Linked DNA regions of Mus musculus: region 1 is linked to region 2. The links are chromatin loops, found by intact Hi-C in ENCODE. Cell type or tissue: gastrocnemius. All regions are shown on one strand. Each heading gives the region's core, and the rest is flanking DNA. Links, peaks and the distances in the headings are about the cores only.

The links. Peaks named below come from ENCODE experiments on the same cell type or tissue, not always from the same donor. Only the 100,000 strongest peaks of a DNase experiment are listed, where the experiment ranks them.
Region 1: a loop joins it to region 2, with 2.5 times the contacts of the local background. A loop is called at or near these places in 1 of 42 quality-filtered maps.

The regions. Positions count from the first base shown.
Region 1 is chr1:37,115,165-37,119,554 of GRCm38, reverse strand. Vwa3b (von Willebrand factor A domain containing 3B) reads right to left here. Exons shown (of 28, transcript NM_001370828.1): 12 at 3,766-3,897. Among named protein-coding and RNA genes, the nearest start is that of Gm37020, 33 kb to the left of the region's middle. In gastrocnemius, for the core only: a CTCF peak has its summit at 2,093; a DNase peak (open chromatin) is centred at 1,556; H3K4me3 peaks cover 1,697 bases; H3K27ac peaks cover 2,791 bases.
Region 2 is chr1:36,937,465-36,941,854 of GRCm38, reverse strand. It overlaps Tmem131 (transmembrane protein 131), which reads left to right and starts at 2,328. Exons shown (of 41, transcript NM_018872.2): 1 at 2,328-2,690. The coding sequence starts at 2,510. In gastrocnemius, for the core only: no CTCF peak of the experiment used is centred there; DNase peaks (open chromatin) are centred at 1,915, 2,211 and 2,686; H3K4me3 peaks cover 3,163 bases; H3K27ac peaks cover 3,268 bases.

The DNA.
Region 1 (4,390 bases), core at 97-4,096, 180 kb before region 2:
GAGGGCTTCTACCTCATTATCCTCCTGCCTCAGCCTCCTGGGTGCCAGGATATGCATGTATTACAAAGCCAGGATCACCATATACTTCAGAGCAGTGAAAAGTACTAAGGACAAGAAGGGACATTAAGTAATGGTAGAAGGCTCAATCTACAAACACAGAAATTCTAAATATATGGACCTAACAATAGAGTCTTAAAAAAACACAAAGCAAAATGTTATAGATCTGAAAAAGAAAAAAAAAAGAGAGAGAGAAATGGCCAATTATGGTTATTTTCTCTAACACCCAGCACCGTGGTAACAACATTCTATAAATTTAACTGTGTTTTACTTAATTTTCCATAATTTCTACTAAGTTTTAAATTTTTTATGAAAAACAATTTACAATATCGAAAATAAATCTTGCCAAGTATGCCTTCGGCCATCACGGAGTCAAGATTAATAGCTGAAGACAACTTGAAAACCTCTCAATGGGCTGGAGAGATGGCTCAGCAGTTAAGAGTGCTGACTGCTCTTCTGAAGGTTGTGAGTTCAAATCCCAGCAATCACATGATGACTCACAACCATCCTTAATGAGGTCTGATGCCCTCTTCTGGGGTGTCTGAAGACAGCTACAGTGTACTTACATATAATAAATAAATCTTTAAGCCAGGTGTGGTGGCGCATGCCTTTAATCCCAGCACTCGGAAGGCAGAGGCAGGCGGATTTCTGAGTTCAAGGCCAGCCTGGTCTACAGAGTGAGTTCCAGGACAGCCAGGGCTACACAGAGAAACCCCGTCTCGAAAAACCAAATAAATATATAAATAAATAAATAAATAAATAAATCTTTTTTTTAAAAAGATAGACGCTGTGTGGTGGTGGCACACGCCTTTAATCCCAGCACTTGGGAGGTAGAGGCAGGCGGATTTCTGAGTTCGAGGCCAGCCTGGTCTACAGAGTAAGTTCCAGGACAGCCAGGGCTATACAGAGAAACCCTGTCTCAAAAAACAAACAAAAAAAAAAGAAAGAAAGAAAGAGAGAGAGAGAAAGAGAGAGAGAAAGAAAGAAAGAAAGAAAGAGAGAGAGAAAGAGAGAGAGAAAGAAAGAAAGAAAGAAAGAAAGAAAAGAAAGAGAAAACAACCTCCCAACACTTAGAAATCAATTAGCGGGTTTTTAATAATTTGTGGCTCAAAAAAAGAAAAAGGAAACAAGACATTTAAAACTTACTAGAAATTATGGGGAATTAAGTAAAACACATAAATCTGTAGACTGTGACTCCCACAGTGCTGGTGGGGAAATCTGTGCCATTGGTCGTTCATGCTGGAACCATGGAAACACCTCCAGAAGCCAGCTGTGCTACTAAATGAAGAACCTTCCCGAGGCAGAGTGATGCCCACTCGGAGCAAGTGTGAAGAAGGACACGGCACAAGAGCAGAGTTGGGGAAACTCAACAGAACAGCAAAACTGAAGACAGCGTGGCTCTGGAAAAAAAATAAGTCAGCATAGGTTGTGTGTGGCAATTCCTCAACACCTAGGAGGCTAGTGGGAGGCTGGATCAGAGCCAGCCTGGGCTACCCAGCAAGGGACTGTCTCAGAAGAAGCCAGGCATAGTGGCAAACACCCAAAATTCCAGCTACTGAAGAGATCGAGACCGGAAGACTTCAAGTTCAAGGCCAGCCTGGGCAACTTAGCAACACTAAGCTCAGACTGAAAGATTTAAAGAGCTAGGGATGAAGTCCAATAAGAACACTTGCCTGTCATGTTCAAGGCCCTGCTTCAACCCCCCAGTGCCCAAACCCAAAACAAACAAACAACAATAACAACCACCACAACAGCAAACCCAAACATCTGAAGAACATTCTGGAAAATGCCATCAGTGTTCTTCATTCTCGTCAAAGTGGCAGAAATCCAAAAAAGACCAAGAAGCTTCCGTCTGCCGGGGGAGACTGGGGAGATACAGCCGTTGGAAATGTCTTGATAGAACATCTGACAGGCTCGGAATGAAACCTACATTTCAGTTAATAAGTGAGCGCCAACGGGAGGCAAGCACAACCCACAATGTTTCCACCCAGTGAGACTGAATGTACAGCAAACTGTCAGCTAATAGCACAGCTCCTGCTACTGGTAGGATGTAAAAGGAAGAGAACGTTGATAAGGCTGGAACCTTAACAGGTTGAGTCTGACCTTGACGCTACATTCTAGGATAAGGTGGCCCGTTCCTTAAAGGCATTGTCTTCTTAACCAATACAGTTCCTTCTTTTCCCATTTTAAAGGCAATCCCCAAAGATCTTGGGGCCTCCCAGTGTCTGCCTGGGCCTGCTTTGATCAGTCAGGATTCAGGGAGCTCAGGTAATGTCTGGTATGACTGCAGGGCAAACCTAGGACTCTAGACAGCGAGCTATTTTAAGCAATTCTTTATAACAGCCCTGTCTCAGTTTTCGGTGTCTCAAATATCTGGAATGCAACATGGTTCTGGAGCACATTCAAAATTAAGGGAAGCTCAAGGTGAGAGAAAATTCAGGAAAAGAAAATCCTTCCCGATAGCCCATGTGACAAGAAACAACAGCTTTCCAGATCTCAATTCAGACCTGAGAAATTACTTCTCTCCCTGTATCGGTCTGCCCTCCTCTCCCCGAGCCCACTCTTCTCGCTCTCAGCCTTAAATGCTCAGACGGTCCTGTCTGTCTCCAAGAGTGCATTGCTTCTGAATGAAGGTCACTGTTAGGAACAGCTGCAGCGGCCCCTTTGGACCTTTCAAACAGTGATGGGAGAGTGTCAGATGGGACAGATCTGGACGCCCGCCTGGGTACCCAGAATATTATCTGTTGAGGTCTGTTTTCATCACGGAGTTGCAGTCAGAGCCCAGGACAGATTTGGAAAGAGAACCACCGCACCTGGTCCAAGGGTCACATACCCACAACTCCAACCAACCATGGAATGAAGACTCATGCATGTATGTGTGTTCATACACACACACACACACTCACACACACTATTGCCTCTGGGGCTGGGGAAATGGCTCAGTGAATAACGTCCTTGCTGTTGGAAATGATGAACACCTGAGTTTGGATGCCCGGGCCTCGTAACAGCTGGGTGCTGGGTACAATTTCGTGCATCTATAATCCCAGCACTCCTACGTCAAGATAGAAGCTCACAGGCTACCCTGCTGGATGCAAGCAGCAAAATAACCAAGAAACCTTGTCCAAAGCAAGGGTGATGATGAGGGCCAACACACGAGGTTGTTCTCTAGTGTCCACAGGAGCTCCCTGGCACACATGTGCCTGCACTCACGTGCACAGGTCTGCATATACACACATGTAACATACATAAATATAGACACACAAAACATCATGGCTGTTTGAACCTATACAGGCTTTCCCCCTTGTGTTTATTCCCTAAATGATACAATGAAGCACCTGTTATATGCACTGGGTATTGTGAATTGTACAGTGATGATTTTGGGTGCATGGGAAGTTTTGTGTGGGCTCTCTGCAAATTTCACAGCATTTTATGTTAGGGATTTGAGCATCTGCGGCTCTTATAGGATGCGGGGGAGGTCCTGGAATCAATCTCCCATGGATACCAAGGGATGGTGACTATAAATAGATGCTTGTCTAAACTTTAAGGTACTGAGATCGGATAAATGGGAGCAGTGTAGCCAAATAACTGTTCATGTATAGACACCGCCTGTCTTGGTGCCCAAGCCATTTCTCAGTAATTTCTATCCCGAGTAAACACAAAGGACATAGTTAGTTCTCACACACTAGTCCACCACAGCACACATTGTACCTTGATGCCTCTAATCCACGACTGAGCCTGTTTCAAATTATCTTCATTGACTTCAGCAAGTTTTTCCCGCCAAGCAATTGCCTGACCATCAAACGTCACAAAATTGAACTTACTCTTGTATCTGAGCTGTTCCTGTAAGAAGAGAAATTTCAGTTTGAGGCAATCTCTTAGATATCCATTTTTAGTTCTAGAAACTAGCGAAAAATTATGTTCAACTGAAAAAAAAAAAACAGGTTCTGCTGTAAAAGACATTTGAGTCAAATGATATAGTCTGGATGTTTGGCCTCTACTGATGTTATATATGAATGTGACATAAGTATGTGTAAGCAATGTCATAGGGGACATTAAATGCTAACTTTATTACCGATATTAATGCAGTGCTGAAGAAGCATGCCAAATGCTTAAAGAAAGAAAATTCCAAATGACATCGTTTTGTCACCACGTCTTGAGAAAGGCTATTATTTGGGCACAGATCTATTCACTTGCAGGTCATCAACCCATGTTTCTCCGGGGAAGCAAGCTAAGAGCTGTATTTTTTATTTCTTTAACATTCTCCATTCTCAGCACAACAGACCCATGGCAATACTGTGAGATACAGGTATGGAAACTAGACTCAGGGAGCAAC
Region 2 (4,390 bases), core at 311-4,310:
GGGCAGGGGCAAGCCTTGATCAAGACTGCTTATGTATGACTACCTCTTGCCCTCCCTCCGTTTAAACTGAAACCTGTGTTAAACACTGCTAAGAGCGGGCTGGGGACCTTTAACCCTCCTCTTCCCACTGTGGCCACACTGAATAAATCTCCTTGCCCTGCTTTTCACTTAATTGTCTCTTTAATTGGTGTTAGTGACAGGCCGGCCTAAGACTACCTTGCCTGTTAGGGCTGCCCCTGCCCAAATGCTGACTCTAAAGAGTCAGGTAAAAGCCTGTTCAAGTATTCCAAGGAGCCATTTAAAAAAAAGAACACAGCTCAAAAATACACAGTTAGGTATAGGGTCTTGGAAAGAACTTGTGTTAAGAAAAAGGGCCCACTGCAGAGGCAGTAGATTCATGAGAAGCTGACCTCTGCTGAACATGTTCCTATATGTTCAAGTGCCAATGACACATGCAAATTGTTTCCCAAGGGGCTTTTGAGCCTAGGGTTAATATGGAATGTGGTTGATGCCTGCTTTAGAGAAGTGAACTTTTCAAGGTTGGAGGGACTTGCTTGCCTCGAGTTTGGCAGTGGAGGAAGGACTATTGCCAGCACCCTGGAAGCTAAACTATGACCCAGTGAAGCACTTACATTTCCTTGGGCTTAATTTCTCCCAGTGTTAGAAACCTTCCATATAAATCTCTTACCTTAGGCACATTTCAAAAGCCAGTTTAGAGATAATTATTGAGATTTCATTACATTAAGAAGAAAATTTAAGCCCTGGGTTGGATACCCAGCACTGAAAACCATTAACTTAAATTCAGTGCTAGTATTCAAAAAATTAATGTTCTTTAAAACAGCAGTCAGGGATGGTGGCATATACCTCTAATCCCAGTATTCTACTGACTTTTAAGGAACACAATGAGTTCCACTCCAGCCTGGGCTCACAGTGAGTTCTAGGTCAACCTAGGCTACAGAAGGAGAATGCCTTGGGGGTGGGGGTGGGGGGCAAACCAAAAGCCATCGGGGGTGAGGACGCCTTCAAAATGTATTATTAATTTACATGTTTGCTTCACAAACAGGACGACAGCAGAAGGAAGAACGTTGAGTACCTTTTAAAAAAGGTTTTCTGAAATCCCATTTTCTTTTCTAGTTTGTTCTAAGACATGCAATAGGCAAATGTGGCCTTTTAAATAGATCGACTAACTCAACCAAAAGCTGAGAAAAGCAAAAAAAGACTCTGGGGCTAGGCTCTGGGGGGAAGTGACCAGGCTACCAAACTGTGACAATATCCTTCCTTCCCCTTCCCCAAAGGGCCTAGATTAAGACTTGTATCGAGCAAACAGACACACAGAAAAACACACACACACACTCAAACTTTAACCTGGGAGACATGAGGTGCTTCTTACAGGAGACTAAGACACACCATCTTTGATTTTGGCCTTTGAAAGGAGTATGCGCATAGAAACATATTGATCATTCCAAGACAGAGAAAACCCAGTCTGATTTCTGGCACACCTCGCCTTGTTCCTCCACCCCGCCCCAACTAATGCTTTTTACACACATGGTAAGTTTCCAAATACAAGCAAGCAAAGAAACTGCATAAAAAGGGCTTCCTGTGAACAAGAGGTACGAAGGTTCCATTAAGTCCCTCTTGGGTACGCTTTGGAAGACACAAATGTAAAGAGGGCGGGTCCCCCGTTCTTAAGGAAGCACTGCAAGAAATTGAATCGGACCCTGAACACTTCCCACGTCAAAGCCACCGAGAGGCAGAGGTGCGACCCGAGAAATCACTGGCACGGACTGTCGGCGCTGGGCTCCGGATGCGCACTCAGCCCTCTGAAAGGCTCGGACATTGCAGTACCACTAGACCCGGGTTTGTCCCGGCGTCGGAGGCGCGGCCGGGCCCCGCCCACGCACCAAAGCGGCTGCGCAGCGTGGCTACCCTATCTCCCACGTGACTGCCGTCATTGCCTCCGTGAAGCTCCGGCCGCCATCTTAACTCCTGGCCGGCCCGGGTCCCTCTCCCTCCTTCTCCCGGGCCGTGCGGCAGTGACAGGGTGCGGTTGGCCGCCCCGGCCCGTCCGGTCGGTGAAGCCCGTGTGATTCTGAGGGCGGGGCGAGGAGCCGGAGCTCACGGAGTCCACGGGGAGCACGCGAACCGGCGGGCCGCCCAGGTATTGGCACGGAGGGGGCGGGCCCCTGCGCTCTGCCCCGCCCCTTAGAGGCCAGCGCCGGGGCCCGCGGCCCTTGCCCGTTTCCAGTATGGCCGCCCGCCGTGCCTGACCCGCGGCCTCTCCGTTCCGGCTCTTCGTAGGCGATGCCGATGCCGAGACTGTGACTGACACTCTCGCTCCCACGCACGCACCGACCCAGACCCACGCCGGGAGCCCGAGCTCTGGGCCCACAACCGCTCTCTCCTCGGGCACCGCGGCCATAGCCCGGACCACGGCTCCCGCGCCGCTGCCGTCGCCTCGCGGAGAAGGGTCGCGCAGGACCTCGAGCTCGGCGGCCCCCGGCCCGCCAGGATGGGGAAGCGGGCGGGAGGAGCAGCCGCCGCCGCCGCCGCCGCCTCCACGTCCTCCGCGGCCGGGCTGGAGCCCGCGGCTGGCCGAGGCGGGGGTCCTCGGAGCGCAGCCGCGGGCCTCCTGGGAGCGCTGCACCTGGTGATGACCCTCGTGGTGGCCGCGGCGCGGGCCGAGAAGGAAGGTGGGTTGCCGGCGGCGGGCGGCGGGCGACAGGCGGCAGAGGGAGGCCCGCGACGGGCGCCGGCGCGAAGTTGCTGGGTCGAGCCCCGTCCCGAGCCGGCGACTCGGGGTTCGGCGAGCTGCCGCGTCGGCCGCGCGCCGCGGCTCTGCCGCTGCTCCGTGATTCCTTTCCCCTCACCGTGTCCCGGTCTTTCCCTCGTCTACTGTCAGTGCCCATAAAACTTCCCGAGCTCTCTTGTAGGTTCTTGCCACTTGGCCCGCTATGCGAGGAGGCACCCCGCTTTTAGGCTTCTTGGTGGCTCCTGCTAGGTCGATCGCGGGACGCTTTTCTTGTTTTCCCTTTGTCAGGTTTTAATTTGGGCATGCGGACCGAGCTCACTTTAAAATGCGGTGGTTAAAAAAGAAGAAAAAAAAAAAGCGAGACTGGTGGAAAGGCTTCAATACACGGCTTATAAAATTTCTATTTGCTGGGACATCTCTTTGAAGAGGCTCTTGTTTCCTTAGTATCCTTCTTCACTATCCCTTTGCGGTATGGAGGATCGTTTGTTATTAGCCCTAAATAGACTCTCATTTGCCTCTAGTAAGCTACTGGAAGCCGGTTTCCATTTCTGCTTTAATATCCTCACGTAATTCGGTGCCTTTCTCTTTGATGTGTGAGCCCTTAGAAACGAATGTCAAGTTCCCAGCTTGCACACCCTTCACCTGTAACTCACAATTGAAGCCGCACTCCAGTTTTAATAACTCCTCTAATATTGTAAGGTTGTAAAACTGGTACTTTGACAAGATCAGAAATTACTTTGCAGTCTTGAAGACTAATTTGGGGGTGGGGGTGTTCTGGACTACCTGTTTCTGAACGTGAGCCCAAGGAGAAGTGTGAGCAGTCACAGAACCTTCATGAATTAATTCACAGTGAATGCTGCTTTTTTTTTTCCCTAAGAAGAAAACTAGTTAGATTATTTTTGTTTTTCCTGTATAAAGTCGCTGTTACTGGCTAGCAGCTGTAAAGTAAACCAGATTAGCCTTAAAGTGCAACTCTGTGTCAGTTTATTATTTATTTTCCTTAGAAACATTATATTCTCTCACTTAACTCTATAAACAGAGTCAGCCTGGTTAACAGGCAAGCAGGGATTTGGCAGAGGCAAGATTATTTTAAACATTAAAAAATGCTGCTTTAAGATGGTCAGGCCTGGGATTGTCATAGTTCTTATTATTTATGATCCCCTGTTAGTTTAGTGTTGTTATGGGTGGCCATGGTAGCCAACATTTGCCCATGTGTGTTGAGTGAACCTTTTATAGTGTGATAATTGAATGGGCATGTGTACTTGTGTGCTTCACTGTGACCTAGAGGGGCGCTGGCTTTGCTTTGCTATTGATTGCCTTGTGTGGTATAGGCGCCTAGCTAGGTGCTTTTGAGTCTCACGAACTGGGAACTGAAGTAGTGATTGAATCTAAGTTTTCATTATCCTTCTAAAGTGTATTATTTTTCAATTGTCATTTTATACACTAATTTTGGGGGTACAGTTAAGTAAATAAAGTTATTGTTTGAAGACATTAGTCTAAAATATATTTGTGTATTTCCATTTGCATAATTTACGTGTCCATGCACCTCTCTAATATTCATAAATATATATAAGGGCTGAGCCTGTAGAATAGCTGCCAGCGTGTTAAGTATGAAAGGAAGTGATTGAATCAGCCACTGGG